Linked DNA regions of Mus musculus: region 2 is linked to region 1. Evidence: chromatin loops called from intact Hi-C (ENCODE). Cell type or tissue: gastrocnemius. All regions are shown on one strand.

Evidence for each region. Hi-C counts contacts between places; a loop is a spot of excess contacts. Peaks named below come from ENCODE experiments on the same cell type or tissue, not always from the same donor. Only the 100,000 strongest peaks of a DNase experiment are listed, where the experiment ranks them.
Region 2: a loop joins it to region 1, with 3 times the contacts of the local background. A loop is called at or near these places in 3 of 42 quality-filtered maps.

Annotation. Positions count from the first base shown.
Region 1 is chr13:55,510,278-55,518,277 of GRCm38, reverse strand. Pdlim7 (PDZ and LIM domain 7) reads left to right here and starts at 4,832. Exons shown (of 13, transcript NM_001114088.2): 1 at 4,832-4,911; 2 at 5,860-5,966. The coding sequence starts at 5,871. In gastrocnemius, CTCF peaks have their summits at 4,612 and 7,239 (motif pointing left); DNase peaks (open chromatin) are centred at 5,463, 5,743, 6,920, 7,405 and 2 more places; H3K4me3 peaks cover 3,797 bases; H3K27ac peaks cover 3,879 bases.
Region 2 is chr13:55,445,318-55,453,317 of GRCm38, reverse strand. Grk6 (G protein-coupled receptor kinase 6) reads right to left here and starts at 7,987. Exons shown (of 16, transcript NM_001112711.2): 1 at 7,758-7,987; 2 at 3,915-4,010; 3 at 2,941-3,053; 4 at 2,734-2,811; 5 at 2,290-2,390; 6 at 1,897-1,989; 7 at 1,735-1,798; 8 at 1,475-1,615; 9 at 993-1,183; 10 at 234-271; 11 at 57-146. The coding sequence starts at 7,809. It overlaps Mir6943 (microRNA 6943), which reads right to left and starts at 212; the gene lies at 147-212. In gastrocnemius, a CTCF peak has its summit at 3,062; DNase peaks (open chromatin) are centred at 1,344 and 2,583; H3K4me3 peaks cover 4,203 bases; H3K27ac peaks cover 6,799 bases.

The sequences.
Region 1 (8,000 bases):
CCCACATGAAGTGGCTCACAAATGCCTGCAATACCTAGGAATAATACAACTCTCCCCTGTTCGCTATAAATCTTTGAACATGCACACACATACACACTTACACACAGATATACACACTCACACATGCATGAACACACATGCAATACACACTCACATGCATGCATGTGCACATACACACAAACGTATGCATGTAGGCACACTTGTACATGCACACACACACACATACTTCATGCTCACTACAGATCTAAGAATCCCACTGCACACTGGACATCTGGATATCTAAAAGACAATCCTGGGTCTAGGGCTGTAGCTAAAGGGTGATAACACTTATCTAATAGATGTGAAACCCTTGCCCACCAATACTGCTGAAAGAAAAATATCTCCAACTTTAATGTGGGACGAGAAGTTAGAAGTTGGGACTCAGTGCATTACTCTCCCAAGGCGTGTTTGAGAACAAAAAGAAAAGTCTAGAAGGATGTTAGATGCTGAGAGTCAGGTTAGCACAAACAGTCCTGGCAAAACAGCATCGCCCACAACCAATCAAGCAATCGTAGAGCCACAAGGCCAGGAAACCTCACCTGAGCAGCTGCGGCATGGAGGCCTTCTCCCTCAGTGGGTAGTCACAGCCCTTGCTACTTCACCAAAAACAAGGACACACCGGAGTCCTGGTCATAACCAAAACTGGAATCCAGAACTCTGGAGGCTTTGGTCTGTTAACCTCTTCTTCATTAAAAATCCCAGTTTCAGGGCTGGGGATATGACTCAGTGGTAGAGAGTTTTCCAGAATGTACAAGGTTAAGCACACTGACTGCTCTTCCAGAGGTCCTGAGTTCAAATGCCAGCAACCACATGGTGGCTCACAACCATCTGTAAGGAGATCTGACTCCCTCTTCTGGAGTGTCTGAAGACAGCTACAGTGTACTTCCATATAATAAATAAATACATATTTTAAAAAAAGACTCTGTCTCAAAAAAAAAAAGCAAAAAACAAACAAACAAAACAAAAAACAGTCAAAGTCTCAGTTGCATGGGGATTTCCATCTTCTTCCAACTAGTTTAGAAGACCTTCAGAACTAAGAGACCTGGCCATGGAGCTGCAGGGATCCTGGCCACCAGAGGGCGCTGTATCCTTCCTAGTCCCTGCCTGTTCCAAACCTGGAGGCTGTGTGTTCTTGAGAAGATCCAAAAAGATGCACCCAGGCCCATGCCTTTCTGTGGAGCAAGAAAGGTCCTTGGAAGCCTTTCCTGTCGGCCGGCAGATGGCCAGGAGCCGTCGAAGTGCCATTCTCTTTCCTTCATTGCACCTTTGCAAGCCTTCCTTCATCTGATCATATCAACTCCGTGCAGGTTCTGAGGGCAGGCACAATAGGGGCACAGTATATCACAGGGTGGAAAGTGCTATGGGGAAAACAAAGTAGGTTAAAGGACTAGGGTATGATACAGGTATGGTATCATGGAACTGCTGTTTTAAATATTTAAAATGTCTTTGTTTATTCTATTTGTCTGTCTGCATGTATAATCTACGCACCATGTACATGCCTGGTACACAGGGAAGCCAGCAGAGGGTGTCTGAAACCCCCTGGAATTAGAATTACAAATGGTTGTGAGCCACCATGTGGGTTCTGAGAATCAAACCTGGGTCCTTTGAAAGATCCGCTGGTGCTCTTAACTGCTGTGCCATCTCTCCAGTGGGGACTGCTGTTCCAGATGGGGTGCTCGGAGAAGACCCCAGGAGGAGGCAGTATTCAAACAGAGAAAAAAAAAATAAGGCTTTTAGATCCCTACAGAAAAAAAAATAGTTGGGCTGGAGAGATGGCTCAGTGGTTAAGAGCACTGACTGCAGCGGGGTGTGGTGGCACATGCCTGTAATCCCAGCACTCGGGAGGCAGGGGCAGGTGGATTTCTGAGTTTGAGGCCAGCCTGGTCTACAGAGTGAGTTTCAGGACAGCCAGGGATACACAGAGAAACCGTGTCTCAAAAAAAAAAAAAAAAGAAAGAAAGAAAGAAAAGAAAAGAAAAGAAAAAAGAAAGAAAAGAAAAAGAAAAAGAAGAAAAAGAAAAGAAGAAGAAGAAGAAGAAGAAGAAGAAGAAGAAGAAGAAGAAGAAGAAGAAGAAGAAGAAAAAGAAGAAGAAGAGCACTGACTGCTCTTCTGAAGGTCCTGAGTTCAACTCCCAGCAACCCCATGATGGCTCACAACCATCTGTAATGGAATCTGATGCCCTCCTCTGGTGTGTCTGAAGAGAGTGACAGTGTACTCATATATAGAAAATAAACAAGTAAATGTTTTTTAAAAAAGAAAAAAAAAGTGTTTGAAGATAAAGAAATTGTGAAATGCAAAGGGGCCCTAAGGCGAGAATATACTTGGGGGTGTAGAACCAGGGCCAGAGTGGGCTAAGTGGAGTGGGCGAGTGTGAAAGAGCTCTGCCAGTTTTATTTCTTTTTCATGTCTTAGAGAGTCAGACTTAACATCTTCCCCAAGAAGCTAAGCATAACCTCCTCCTTTCCCTTATTTTTATTGTATTTCTTTTCTTTTCTTTCTTTTTTCTCCTTTTACTTATTTTGAAGCAGGGTCTCATTAAATGGCCTAGGCTGGCCTTGAACATGTAACCCCCCTTTTCCCCAGTAGCTGGAATTACACAGGCCCTGTGCTGCCAGGCCCAACACTTGACCCAGTTTCTTAGTCTTGGGTAGGTCTTAAGGATTTTAGTTTTATTTTAAATCGAGTGTGAGCCCACTGGAATGCTAAAAAGATGAAGTGTGATCTCTGTTTTAAGAATATCACATCCGCAACGGCAAGAAGACTGGGGGGTGGGGTGGGGGGAGGCAAGGGTGATAGCGGGGCGGTCAGCAAGGAGGCTCGTAGGTGTTGAAGCATTCGATGGAGGTGAAACAGCAGCAAGAGTTAGCTGCTGCTGTTCAAGCCAGTCTACACAAGGAGACCTTATTTTATGTGTATGGGTGAAACAGCAGCAAGGGTTAGCTGTGAGAACATCGGGAGATGATGTAGATGAGAAGAGACATATAATTTCATAGGTTCTGCGGAACCAACCAGGTGAATGATGTCATTGGCTGAGACCAGGAAGGAGTGAGAAGAAAGCACAAACTTGGATTGTTTGAGAAACCTTCCTGGCAGACACGTAGACAAGGTATACATTATTGGTGTCTGCAGTTCTTGAGGAAAGAGCTCGGGCTGACCATTTTCAGTGTTATTGAAAGCCAAAGGAGAGTAAGGGCTCTTAAGGTGTGAGTTTCATGACCAAATGGCCAAAGACTGGAGGCCGATGAAGTGTTATAGAGGGAAGGAAGCCTTGAAGCTAGAAAGATTGGGATTTTAGATGAGGAAGCTGCTGGGCTTGGTATGATCTCAGCCCTCCGGAGGGAAGAGCTGGAAGATCTGGGAACCCATGCAAGTTCAAGCCAGTCTACCCAAGGAGACCTTATTTTATGCGTATGGGCGTTTTCCCTGCATGCATATGTGCGCTATGTGTGCACCAGATGCCTAGAGAGGTCAGAAGAAGGCGCTGTATCTGGGGGGGTGGGGGTGGGAAGAAGAAGATAGAAATGAAGGAATGGAAAAAGAAAAAACCCCTGATCAACCTGGTGTAGACCAGCATTCCTGTCAGAACAGGATGAAACCTGAAGGCTGCAGCTGACTTAATTGAGGTCATAGAAGACCTGGAGAAAGAGTCAATAGTATAGGGGACGAGGGACAAAGAGGGAAACGTGATGGAGACAGAAGCATAGCAGATAGCTAAAGAGGGTGGTTTTGTTTTTTTGGTTTTTTTTTTTCTTCAGTTTTTCGAGACACGGTTTCTCTGTGTAGCCTTGGCTGTCCTGGAACTCACTACATAGATCAGTCAGTCTGGCCTTGAACTCAGAGACCCACCTGAAGAGGATTTCTTCAAGGATGACAACTCCCATAAGAATTTATGTACTTGGGACAATGATGGGGAAGAGGGGGTGTGATGATGGGGGGGCTGGGCAAGGGGAGGCTGTGCACCTCTCTACTGACTCAAACATTCAGGAGAGCTCAGCTTTTCCTTCTGCCCACCCTTGGCTAAGACCGAGGCTAAAGCAGGGGCTCTGAGAACACTCCGTGGCAGCCCCTTCCATCCCAACCGCATTGGAAGAACTGTGTACTCTGGACTGGGGTTAAATGGGAAACAATCCATTCCAATAGTGGTTCTGGGGGCTCTGGGTGGAAGTCCCATGGCTGTGGACTCTACTTACACCGTCAGACAACAAGTGGCGCTAAGCCCGCCCCCGTTGGCTCTTACTATGTATGTATTTACTTGTTTGTTATATCCTGCAAGCCTTTGGTTGGGTTTGGTGTTGAGGACTGAAACAAGGGCCTCCAGAGAGCTTAGCTACTGAGCTCCACCACTAAGCTACATCCCGAACACCAGGAAGCCTAACTTGAAACTACCCTATCTCGCTTCTCCAGTTCCTAGAGAATCTGAAATCTGATGATGCTGACAATATTGACCTCTAACAGTATCCCTAACAGAAAAGTGTTACCATGCCATTTTCCTCTACAAGAGAATACGGTGAGAGATCAATCAACTCTGGGGTTTCAAACGGATGCTTTCCTCCACTCCGCCAGTGGGAGGCGCAAGGGGCTTGGGCGAGAGCCTGAAGCGGGGCACAGGCTGGGCAGCGACCCGACTGGCGAGGGTAAGTGCCCGATCTCACCTTCCCTCTCCTGGAGACTCAGGGTTTTTTGACTGGGTGGGGCCTCCCACCGACCCCGGGATGTCCACTCGTTTGGCCTGGGGAGGGCGTGGCCTAGGGCTCCGCCCCCTTCCGCGGGCTCAAAAGGCGCGGCGTCCGCGGAGGCGGGGTCAGAGCGCAGCGGCGGATCCCATCGCTGCTCCCGGAGGCTGCCAGGCAGCGGCCCAGGCGGGCACTCAGGTACCGGCGTCCGCGAGGGGGTTCCTGGCCTGCACCCTACGGGGTCCTATGGCCCGCTGAGGCGCTGGGGAGGGCGTGGGTGGTCGTGAAGAGTGCCAGATTCCCTCGGCTGGCTTCGGCCGCAGCCTCCGCCCCCGCCTTCCTGCGGCGAAGTGGGGCTGATTGGCGCCTGCGCCACTGTGTGCGGTGGGGACGCGGCCAAGCGCGGGGCTGGGGCGGGAGACGAAGGGAAACAGAGTCATGTTGGCAAGGGAGCATCGTGCGTGGGTGGCACCACTTTCTCTGGCTTCCAGAAAGGATCCCCTCTCTGGCCGTGCGTAAGGGACACGGCCCCCGTCGCTCTCTACAGGACCAGTACCCCGTTTTTCTTTTCCCCTTTCAGAGACCAGGGGTCCCGCCCTGACCACCAGCAGCCTCGACCTGTCCCAAAATGGCTAGGACCCGCTCCAGCGTCCTCCTTCTCCACCCCTCCCCCTCATATCCCGAGCCCCTAACGTGCTCCCTCCTCGGGCTCTCTACAGTGTCAGCTTACACGCCTTATATAGTCCGAGCAGGCTCCGGCGGCGGCCTGCCTGCCGGGACCCGGGGAAGGAGGGGGAGCTGGCCCCTGACTCACCCCGCCACCCTCCTGAGATTCCAGGTTAGCTTGGGCAAAGCAGTGCCAATTAGCCCCACAGCCAACCCCTGGAAGAGAAAAGCACCTGAGCTCGGAGAGGCCTCTCCAGGCCCTCCCGGTGGCAGGGGGCAGGGTGGGGAACCACCTTGTCTGTTGTCTGTGAGAGGTCGGCCTGCCAGGAGCCCAGCCAAGCCAGCTGAGATACCTGCCTCCCAGTGCCTGTGTGTGTTGAGCGTCCGCCCGTGCCTTCTTGGTGCCTGGCCAACGCTAGTGCCCAGATCTGGACCTGCCTGCCAATTTGCATTGCAGACACTTTCTCTTCTTCCTCACAGGAGCAGGCACGATGGATTCCTTCAAGGTGGTGCTGGAAGGGCCAGCCCCTTGGGGCTTCCGTCTGCAAGGGGGCAAGGACTTCAATGTGCCCCTCTCTATCTCTCGGGTGAGCCTAGGTGGGGGAACAAACTCCCCAAGGGTTCTTGGGTGCTCAGGTTTCCAGAGGATCATGGGAGGAAACAGCAGGAGCAAGCCAGGACCAATAAGGCAGGAGTATCCAGGTCCAAATGGACACTTAACTACCAGGACTCCCAACTAGGTGGAGAGTAGAGAGGCACTCCCAACTTCCCTACTTTGACATGGTATTTGATGCTCTCCCACCAAGCCATCTGTGAGTGACAAGGGGGAGCCTGTTCCTTCGGTATTGGAGGCTGATGTCTCCAAGAAGTATCTTACTTAGCTAGGAGAGCAGCCTGTGGAGCCAGGTCCCCAGCAGGATGTAACTTTAATTCCAGTTATTCAAGGAATAGCAGTTGTCATCCTGTTTCCCCAAGTGACAGAGCTTGGTGGGCTGGAGGAGCCCATTCAGTAAGTCCACTGCAGAGCAAGGGTTTGAACTGAGGCACAAAAACGGCTTGTACTCTCTGTACGGTCAAGGCCAACGGGGAACTCTTCCCGCCCTGTGTGAGGACTGAGTCCCAGTCAGCTGGCTCTAGTCAGGCTGTGTGGCCTTTGACCCCAAGCCTAGGTGTAGTGAGGCTGGCCTGTAGAATTCCTGTTCCCATTCCTCAGTCCACCCTGGTGAGGAGGGTGGAGCTGGGAACTGACTCCTCCCTGAGGCAGGGGGATTACCTTATAAGCCCAAGAATGCGGGCCCCAGTTGGGATGGCCAGCAGTGGCTAGTCAACAGAGCCCAAGAGGGCTGGCCTAAGTCTAGGCCCCTTACCTGGCCCTCAGTCATTGGTGTCAGTAGGACTCAAAGCAAACTTTGTGCCCAGCCTTCCAGCTTGGTATCTCTGACTGGCCTAGGGGGTCAAAAAGGGGGCAGGGACTTCCTTCCCTGATATCCGCCTGCCTAGAGAGGCCCACCCAGCCACTGTGTAGGCAGGCAGCTGCTGGCAGGAAGCCCAGGGCAAGCCCAGCCCAAAGGGGCCTGAGAATTTCCAGGCACTGCCCAGCCTGAGTAGGGTATCAAGGCTGGTTCTCTCTGTGGGAGCCAGACATGGTGGACAGGGCAGGCAGGCATGCATGCTGTGTTCTTCCCAGAATCCTTCTCTGGAATTGCTTTGGAATCTGCTCCAACCAGCAGGATGACTAAGGGCTATCTAGACCCTTCCCCCACGCGTACATCCTACGGGTTTCTTCCTCCCCTCTGGGAAAGTGCTGGCCAGTGTAGTGTAGGTCTTAAGTTTTCTTCATTGGTAAGGAAGGCCCTGCAGATGTTGCCTTTTGGGGGCACTCTGCTGGCCCCTGCTGGCCCCTGGCCTCCTTTGTCAGCAGCTTTAACCTGTGGGTGGGGCCACCCGCTGAGTCCTGCCCTGGAGTGAGTTAGGCCCTGATGGGTGGGGTGGTCTTTTCTAAATTGGGCCAGCCCGCTATCCCTCCCCTGACCCCAGAGTGGAGGGAGGAAGGAGGGGCTAGGGCTGGCTGTGGGCCCAGGCCTGGAAGATGAGGTAATGTCTGGGATTTGGGGGTTGGGCTGCTCAGTGGAGCTCCCAGGCTGACTCACCCACACCCATAACACTGTCCAGTCCCCTGGCTTTTCCCCTCCTTAATCTCACTAGCCTCTCTTTCCCTGTGGTGCTCTGACCACCAGCTTAGCCCTCACATTTTGAGTACCCCACGAGAGAAGTGGTCCCTCATGTCTCCACCCCTTTTCAGGGAGCCAGTGGCTCCTCCTCCCAGGACCCCCCACCTTGGTCTTGCCCCACACCTCTCAGGAAGCAGCCTGTATAGGAAGGAGTGGCTAACCCAGGTCTCCATGTGCTGACTCACCATGCCTGTGACTAGGTCATTTCCCTTTTACAGTGTCACTTCCCCGTCCCCATTATTAGGGGCTCTTTGGAGTGAAACAAAGGTGAGAGGGGACATACAGACCCCAAACAGCCACGGAATGAGGGGGCATCTTGCCTTGAGCTGCCAGTCCTTCTGCCTAGCCTGCCTGAGTGTTAGCATCACACGTATACCATGCCTGGCACCC
Region 2 (8,000 bases), 65 kb after region 1:
GGCCTGGGACAGCAAGGGGGCTGAGGAGACTGGCGTACTAGGTCAACAGGACTTACCCATGTAGCCCACAGTGCCCACACGGCCTTTGATGGTCTGGCCCTCAGGCACATGCACGGCCAGTCCCAGGTCCGAGATCCGAATGTGGCCTGGGTAGGGGTATGGAAGCAGGTGGGTTCACTGATAGGCCTAGCTTCCAACCTCACCCCATCTCCCACTTGGGCCTTCTCACCCACCATGGTCATCCAGAAGGATATTCTCTGGCTTTAGATCCCTATGGGGAGAGAAACACAGGGTCAGAGGCCTGTTTTCCAGGAAGCCAGACAGAGCCTGCCCCTGGCAGTTCAAGTGCCTACTGGGTTCAGGCATGGAGCAAGGTGAACGAGCCCTGCTCTCCCCGGGCAGCAACCAGGACCTCAGGAACTTTCTAGAGTAGTAAGAACTGAGGACTGCAACCCAGTGGGGGAGCACCTGGGGAGAGGGGTCCCTGGAAGTCATCCTTGGACTTGTTCACCTGTGCTCCCTTCCCCCAGGGGCCAACTCTACCTTCTCTGTCACATGAGGCTAGCCTTCCATCCCCTCAGAGGGCCACTGGGAGGCTCTAATAGACGCTCCATCCATAATCATAAGTAGGGCTCGCTACTACTGAGCCCGCCTGCAAGGCAGGAAGTGGAGTCTCCCAGAAACAGAACTTGTTTTGGAAGCAGGGAGCGGACTAGCTTAAGGTCACACAGAGAGGCGTGTCAAAATCAGAATTCACACATTGGCCAGCAGGCTGGATTCCCAAACCTAGGTCTGAAGCGCTCAAATCTATCGAACACGAGGGGGTTTGTGTGGAGCCGGTGTTGGCTTGTGGTTAGAGAAACCTCCAGCACACAATACTTCCACTGCCCAGCCTGACAGGCAGCCAGAGCTGCCACTCTCAAACCTAACTGCTGTCGCTGTCCAGGAAGGACCAAGACCTGGAACAGCCAGCCGCCCGAGCCCCGCCCTACCTGTACACAATGCGTTCCCGGTGCAGGTCTTCCAGGCCACAGCAGATCTCAGCAGCATAGAAGACAGCACGTGCTTCAGGAAAGCCAGCCTGGCCCATGTGGTAGATGTGGAACTTTAGGTCACCTCCATTCATCAATGTCAGCACCAGGCACAGTGCATCCTTGGTCTCATAGGCGTAGGCTAAGCTCACCTGTGCTCGGGAGACCCACACCCTCAGCCAGGAACCTGTTCGCACGCATGCTCACTCTCCTAAATGCTAATGGCAGCCACCATCTTCTGTGTGCCACTCCTTAGGACCCAGCAGGCTTCCTGAGCCTGGAATAGCACTCCTACCCCACCCTTCTTGGGTACTGTCCAGGGCAGGAAGGGAGGGGGCAGAGGGCAGTCCCTTTGGCAATAGGGAGGGAATTTAGCCTGGTGGGTGGGGAATGTAGCAGGTGGTGTGGCCCAGGGGAAGGGAGAGGGCTCCTTGTGTACTTACTACAAACCTACTGTTCACTTTCTCCAAGATCTGTTTCTCGTTGAGAGCCATGGCCTCCCCCTTTCGCTTCTTTATCCGCTTCTTTTCCAGTTTCTTGCATGCGTACATCTTGCCTGTTGCCCGCACCTGGCAGGCACATACCTGTAACCAGGCAGACAGGGATGGATGGGGGCCAGCCATGCTCTTGCTGAAGGTGGGAGGGCCCGGGCCTACAAGTACCCAATCTACTATACTCTGCAAAGACCTGGGTGGCCACTTACCTCCCCAAAGCCACCTTTGCCCAGGACTCGGTACTGCCTGAAGGTGTTTTTGGTCACTGGTTGCCTATAGGCGAGAGTAAAAAAACAAACATTTACACAGGCAGGGCTTGCCATGAGAGCCCACAATCTGACCTACCACAGGCCAGCTTGGGAGGCGTTCACCTTTCCAGCCACTTCCACTGCAGAAAACGGTTGAAGTAGATGCTGTCGAGGTAGTCGGCAAAAGGGGCCGTGCTCAGGTACTCGTGGGTCAGCCTGTTGAGAGAGGATCAGTCTGTAGGCGAGCCTCTAACAAGGCCAATTCTCAGCCTGAAGGCACAGGCCTCCCACTACATGCCGGTCAGACACAAAGCAACATCCTTTTCCTTCGGCAAGCTTCTCACTGAGGCCCTGAGCAGGAGGGTGCATGCACTCTACACTGAAGCAGGGATGGGAGGCAACTGCTAAACTCCAACAACGCGGACAGGAAGAGGAGCTGAGCTTGTCACAGACTTCAGAGCCCACAGAAGCCCCCTTCCCTGGAACAATTCCAGACCAGGAGGTATGGAGCCTTACCGGGTCAGCTCCTGGAAGAGGTCTTTGCAGGGTCCCTGCTCTAGCCGCTGGGCACAGTTACTCACCAGCTGCCGTGGAACTTCAGGGATGAGGTCAGGACCCTAGGGACATGCCACAGACACCTAATGCAAGAGGGCTCCCTTGGACAACTGCCTACTCCCGGGGCAGCACAGGCAGATGTCTGTGGGTGCCGAGAGCGGCTATGGGTAGCAAGTGCACACTAGCTGCCAGTTTGTTCAACTCCCTTTCTGCCGGCCCTTAAGGCAGGGTGAGCCAGCCCCTGGCAGGCTGCCTGACCCAAGCTCAGCCCAACCCTTGGGCTCCATGCCCTTGGGGCTGCCTGGAACAGCTCCCGGGCACTCAGTGCCCAGGCTGTGGTCACTCCTGTGCTGTTGTCACTGGGCCCTGCCTGCTGCTGTCATCTCCCTGTCACCGCTCACTCACCGTGTGGCTCAGAAAGTTCTGCATTAGTCGGCGCCCACATGCTTTCCGCTTCTCATCAGGGGTCACCTCATATTCAGACTGCAGGGTGAGAGGCAAAGAACCTGACAGATGTGGGGACGGAGTAGGGGCGGGGGGGGGGGGGGAGGAAAATGGCCAGGACCTCTGCCTGCCCTCAGTGCTGGGCTGGGCCCTGGGTGGGATACTCACCACCCCATCCAGGAAGGCAGTACACCGGGTCAGCTCAGGTCTCGTAGCACAGAACTCACGAAATAACAGGCGCCCAATGGGCTGGCGCTCACATAGGCTGTGGTAGTCACGCTCTGCAGGCCAAGAGGGGAACTGCGAGGTCACAGACCTAGAACTCACTGGCAGGGCACTCTGTTCTATATCCCCACATCTGGAATCCAATAACTTCTAGCCCCAAAAAGTGGCAGTCATTATCTCTTCAGAACCCTCCCTGCAATCTTCAGGTGGGCGCCACTGCAAGTCCAATGTAACCTGGGGGCTATGGGGCCCAGAGGGGTTGATTAATTCAACTCAGTGCCACACAGCCAGGAGTCTGGGCTCTAGACACCAGGTCTCCTTTCCCTGTTGTTTCCTGGACTTGCTTGTCACAGTTCTGGAGTTGGGTGTGGTCTGTGTGGTTGCCGCCCAGCCCAGCCCAAGTCTACACCTGTTGCCTGCCTGGCGAAAGTGCGAGAGGAAGCTGTGGCTTCCGCTGCTCTCAGCTGGGCCTCCGTCCCAAGCGCATGCAAGCCATCAGCAGAGGACGGGGCCACCTGAGGTACATACAGTTCAGACCCTCATCCACGATGCTGGAACTGGGATGAGCCCTTCTAGAAGTAACCACCATACTGCCCTAGCTTTGATGGGTACCCTCAGGTGCAAAGCTCATGAGCGCAGGACTGGTGTTCCAAACCTGACTTCCCTCCTAAGTTTCTCTCACCTCCCTCCATCCTGGCCCTCTGCCTTCGCCCATGCCCACTCTGCTGACACCAGTCTCCGTTCTCTGCCCTCTGCCATTTCAGGCCCAGGAACTGAAACTGGACTATGGCGTCTCGGTCTTCCTGGACATTCCCCCCCCCAGGCCCCCATGGCCAAGGATATGTCTGGGGATGACTCCTCATGGCTACCCCCCCCAGCTCCCCTCCCCCCAGTCTGCTCTGGGAGCCAGGCCTCACCAAGGCTGAGTCGAAGCTCCTCACACTGGCTGATATGGGGGAACTGCAGCATCTGGCGCCATTTCTTGCTCTTGCCTTTGCGATTCCCGCCACCACCTGCAAGAGCAATCAGGAACTGGGTCCCATTGAGTCCTGAGCCGCCTGCCTCGGAACCTTCCCCTAAACATGTTGTACAGAGAGGCCTTCAGGGCCCTGTTAAGTAAGGCCAAACCTGCTGCGGGAGGAACCTTGAGGCTTCTTCCAAACATTCCAGCATGCCCTTAACAAGTTCCAGGACACACATGGCCCTTGTGGGCACCCATGGTAAGAGTTCCCTGGATGAGAACCAAAATGACCAATGAGGACATCTCATCAAGAAGTTCCGCCTCATTCACTCCTAACACAGTGGGAAGTCTACAGGTTAGGAGAATAGGAGCTGGGCAGTGGTGGGGCACACCTTTAATCCCAGCACGTGGGAGGCAGACACAGGTAAATCTGAGTTCAAGGTCAGCCTGGTTGGCAGAGCAACTTCCAGGACAGCCAGGGCTACACAGAGGAATTATGTTTTGGAAAAAAAAAAAAAAAGAAGAAAAACAAAAAGAAGTAGACAAGACAAGAAGCTGGGCATGGTAGCACTTGCCATTCAAAACACAGGTGGATCTCTGAGTTTGGGGCCAGCCTGGTCTACAAGTCAGTTCTAGAACAGCCAAGGCTACATAGTGAGACCATGGTCTTTAAACAATCAATCAAGAAAGTAGACAAAGGTACCACAGTGGAGGGTATCACATAACAAGCCAAGGCACGCCAGCCAGAGATCCTGTGTCATATGGGACACATGTGAGATGCCAGAGGCAATCTGAACAACCCCTCACCCCTGTAACACCAATCACCGCACCAGAACTATCCCCTGCCCTCAGCAAGGGGGTGGCAGGAGGATGCTCCATCATCCCCCCACCCCCACCCCACTGATGCCTTCCTTATTTTATTTGGCTGAGCTGGCTGGGATGCCTTCAGAGTCTGACAGGTAGGCTAAATGTGTGCTTCAGGAGTTCCCACCCCCACCTGCGGAAGTAGTGAGAGACAGGCAAACTAGACTAGAAATTTGAAAACTAGGCACAGTCTCAAAGAACCAAGTGAACAAAAAAACCCACATTGCAGACAAACAGAGCACGTCAGAATGGGACCCACAAGTGTCTTTGGGACAGCACATGGGGACATCAGAATGACGGGAGGAACCTGGGCCGTGCAGCCTCCTGGACCTGAATCTCCAGGGTACACTTCCGGTCATCACTGCACAGTAGGATGAGTGGGAGCAACTGTGTCCAGCTCCCATTAGGACTATATAGAGAAGTAAGACCTAGCTCCAATTTACTGACAACCTAGGGCAACCAAGTTCCGTAGCCAGGCCTCAGTTTCCCCAGCACTGCCTCTATCTGATCCAGTGCAAGTGATGGAGGGGGAGGAGCTGCCTTCTGGGAAGAGGTCACAGCTGGGTCCCTAATTGGGCTCCACGAGGAAAGAGGAAGTGCTACAGCGTCCCCTTGAGAAACCCTCTCTGGTGGCCCAGCTACAGCCTGTACCCCATGTGCCCCACAGCCATTGCCTCACTGCAAGTGAGCAAGAAACCTCCAACTCCTTAACCATGGGCAAGCCTCCCCAGAGGGAGCTCCCTCCCACTCTCCCTCCACCCCAGGTTCCCCACCCAGCCCTACATTTTCTTGCCTCACCCCCCCCCCCACTTCCTCCTCCCCATCCTCCCAGCTGTATCAAGACAAGAGCAAAAAGTCACATGCAAATATCCTGTCCTAGAACCAGCTGCCGATCTGTGGGGCTCCTCTCCACCCTACTCTGCCCTCCTCCTGTAGGCCTCTGGCACTGGGGAAAGGAAGAAATCCAAGTGAGGGTACGCACCCCAAAGATCATCCCACCTAGTGCCAGATGACATACAAGTTAGGCTCTGGGCAGTGGATTCTGAGGCTGAGGGTAACAGTAGAAGAGAATTCAAGCCCAGCTCTCAAATCCAAGTTCCTTACAAGACTAGCGTCTATTAAAAGCCAACTGAGCTGTATCCCAGCACCTGGGAGGCAAAGGTAGATCTCTGAGTTCAAGGCCAGCCTGATCTACATAGCAAGGTCTAAGTAAGCCAAAACTATACATATAGTGAGACCATCTCAAAAACAGAACCTACAAAATAAAGCCAACTGTATGCATATACCACAGGTTTCCCAACTGCTGTGAGGGTCTCTGGTCACTTGGAAAGCTGGCCTCAAGCTGCTAGCTGTTTTGTGCACTGATTCTCACACAAGCAGTCCCTAGGTATAGAAGATTTCGGGGCAATGAGGCTTTCCTTAAAATTTACATGTAAAATAAGGAAACGATAATGTTGAGGGACAGAAAGCAGGTTAAAGGCCATGCAGGTGTGTACAGTGCTGTCACAGCAAGTCCAGGACACAGGACCTCTAGAGGAGGCACTAGTCCTCATTTTGGCCATGATATCCTGGGCCAAGATCCAGTAATGCCGGCTCACCTATGCAAAGGTGCCCACAGGATCTCGCCCAACAAGGCAATACCCTCAGCAGAGCTGAGCCCCAAATTGGCTAGCCCTAGGAAGTGAAGCCTGGCCTTGGCTCTCCTTATCCCTCCTCCCTGGCTGGCTGCATGACGAGGCAGAACAGAATCAGCAGATGCCCCCAGAGGCTGAGAGGAAGGCCCAGCCCCTGAGCTTGATAAGGGACAGGAGATAAGATTGCCTCCCTTGGGCACTAGGGATCCAACCTGCCCATCCCATTTCCAGGTAACACCTCTCTGGGTGTGACATGCACCAAGTAGGCAGAGGACATCAGGGACTGCGGCACACTGGGGACTTGTCTGAGCTACCTATAGACTCTACTGGGTATCTGCCTGACCCTAGGTCAATTACAATCTCTGATCTGAGCTTCAGTTTCACACCTGTAAACTGATATAGAACAGCGAAGCTGAAGGTTCCTTCATCATGGAAACCCAGCAGAAAGTGGAAAGCTGTCACTGTGTCCCTCCCTGGAGTTCCAAAAAGAAAAATCTTGTTGGTGTTTGCCCACCAGCACCCTGGACAGAGTAGGGCACTACAGGTATCTAATGATTATGTCACTCTATGTCGTTTGTCTGGCTCTAGTCATCTAGGACCCATAGAGCCAAATAACATCTGGAGTGAAACCAAGGAAGAGCAACTCCGCACCATATCCATGTGCGCGCACACACTAAGTCGACCAGACTGGCTTTTAGCCCTACAGTCCTTATAGCCCGTTATGCTCGTCTCTCATTTATTTCCCCGGTGCATCTGCCCTAGTAGGTCAAAGGCTTGCTAAATGCCAAAAACGTTACCCATGCACCCGTTTTTAGTGCCCAGAAGCTCCAGGTGAGTGGTGGTTCTGCATGTAATGTGTGTGTCCAGAAGTTTCCCCCTGTCGGTTGGGTTGTCTATACAAAGGCTCGGCTCATTCATTCTCTAATCTTTACCGATTACCAACTTTGTGCCGTTCAGGGCATCTGGGCCTGGGGCACGTGGGGCACCTTCCTGCCTCTCACGTAGAAGAGGCCTCACACGCATTCCTCTGGGGCTCATGTTCCACCTTTTCCCTTCCTTCCCTTTCTTCTTCATCACCCCCAAACCCGACTTGAGGCCCATGGCGCGACCCCCGCCCCTCCTGGGCCCCGGGTTCCGGGGGCAGAAGCGGAGGGCCGGAAGGGCTCATGTCTGCGCTTAAGAGTCCGGGTGCAGACTCCAGGGCACGAGGATAACTGGGGCCCGGACGCCTCATGGAGCTCGGAGGTCGCGCGCCCGCGATCCCCGCGCCCAGGCCTGGCCGCCCGCCTGCCTGGCCTCACCTTCCCGGGCCTTGAGTAGCACCGTGTTCGCTACGATGTTCTCGAGCTCCATGGGCTGCAGCGCCGCCCGGCCCGCCAGGCCGCGCCGCCGGCCGGGACCGCCCACGAGAGCCGGAGCCGATGGCGATCGGCGCGGCTCGGCTCGGCTCGGCTCGGCTCGGCTCGACTGACCGCGCCGCGGCCTCCGGGCCCCACCGGCCTCCGGGCCGCCGCCGCCCGCCGCGTACTCTGCGCCCCTCCCGG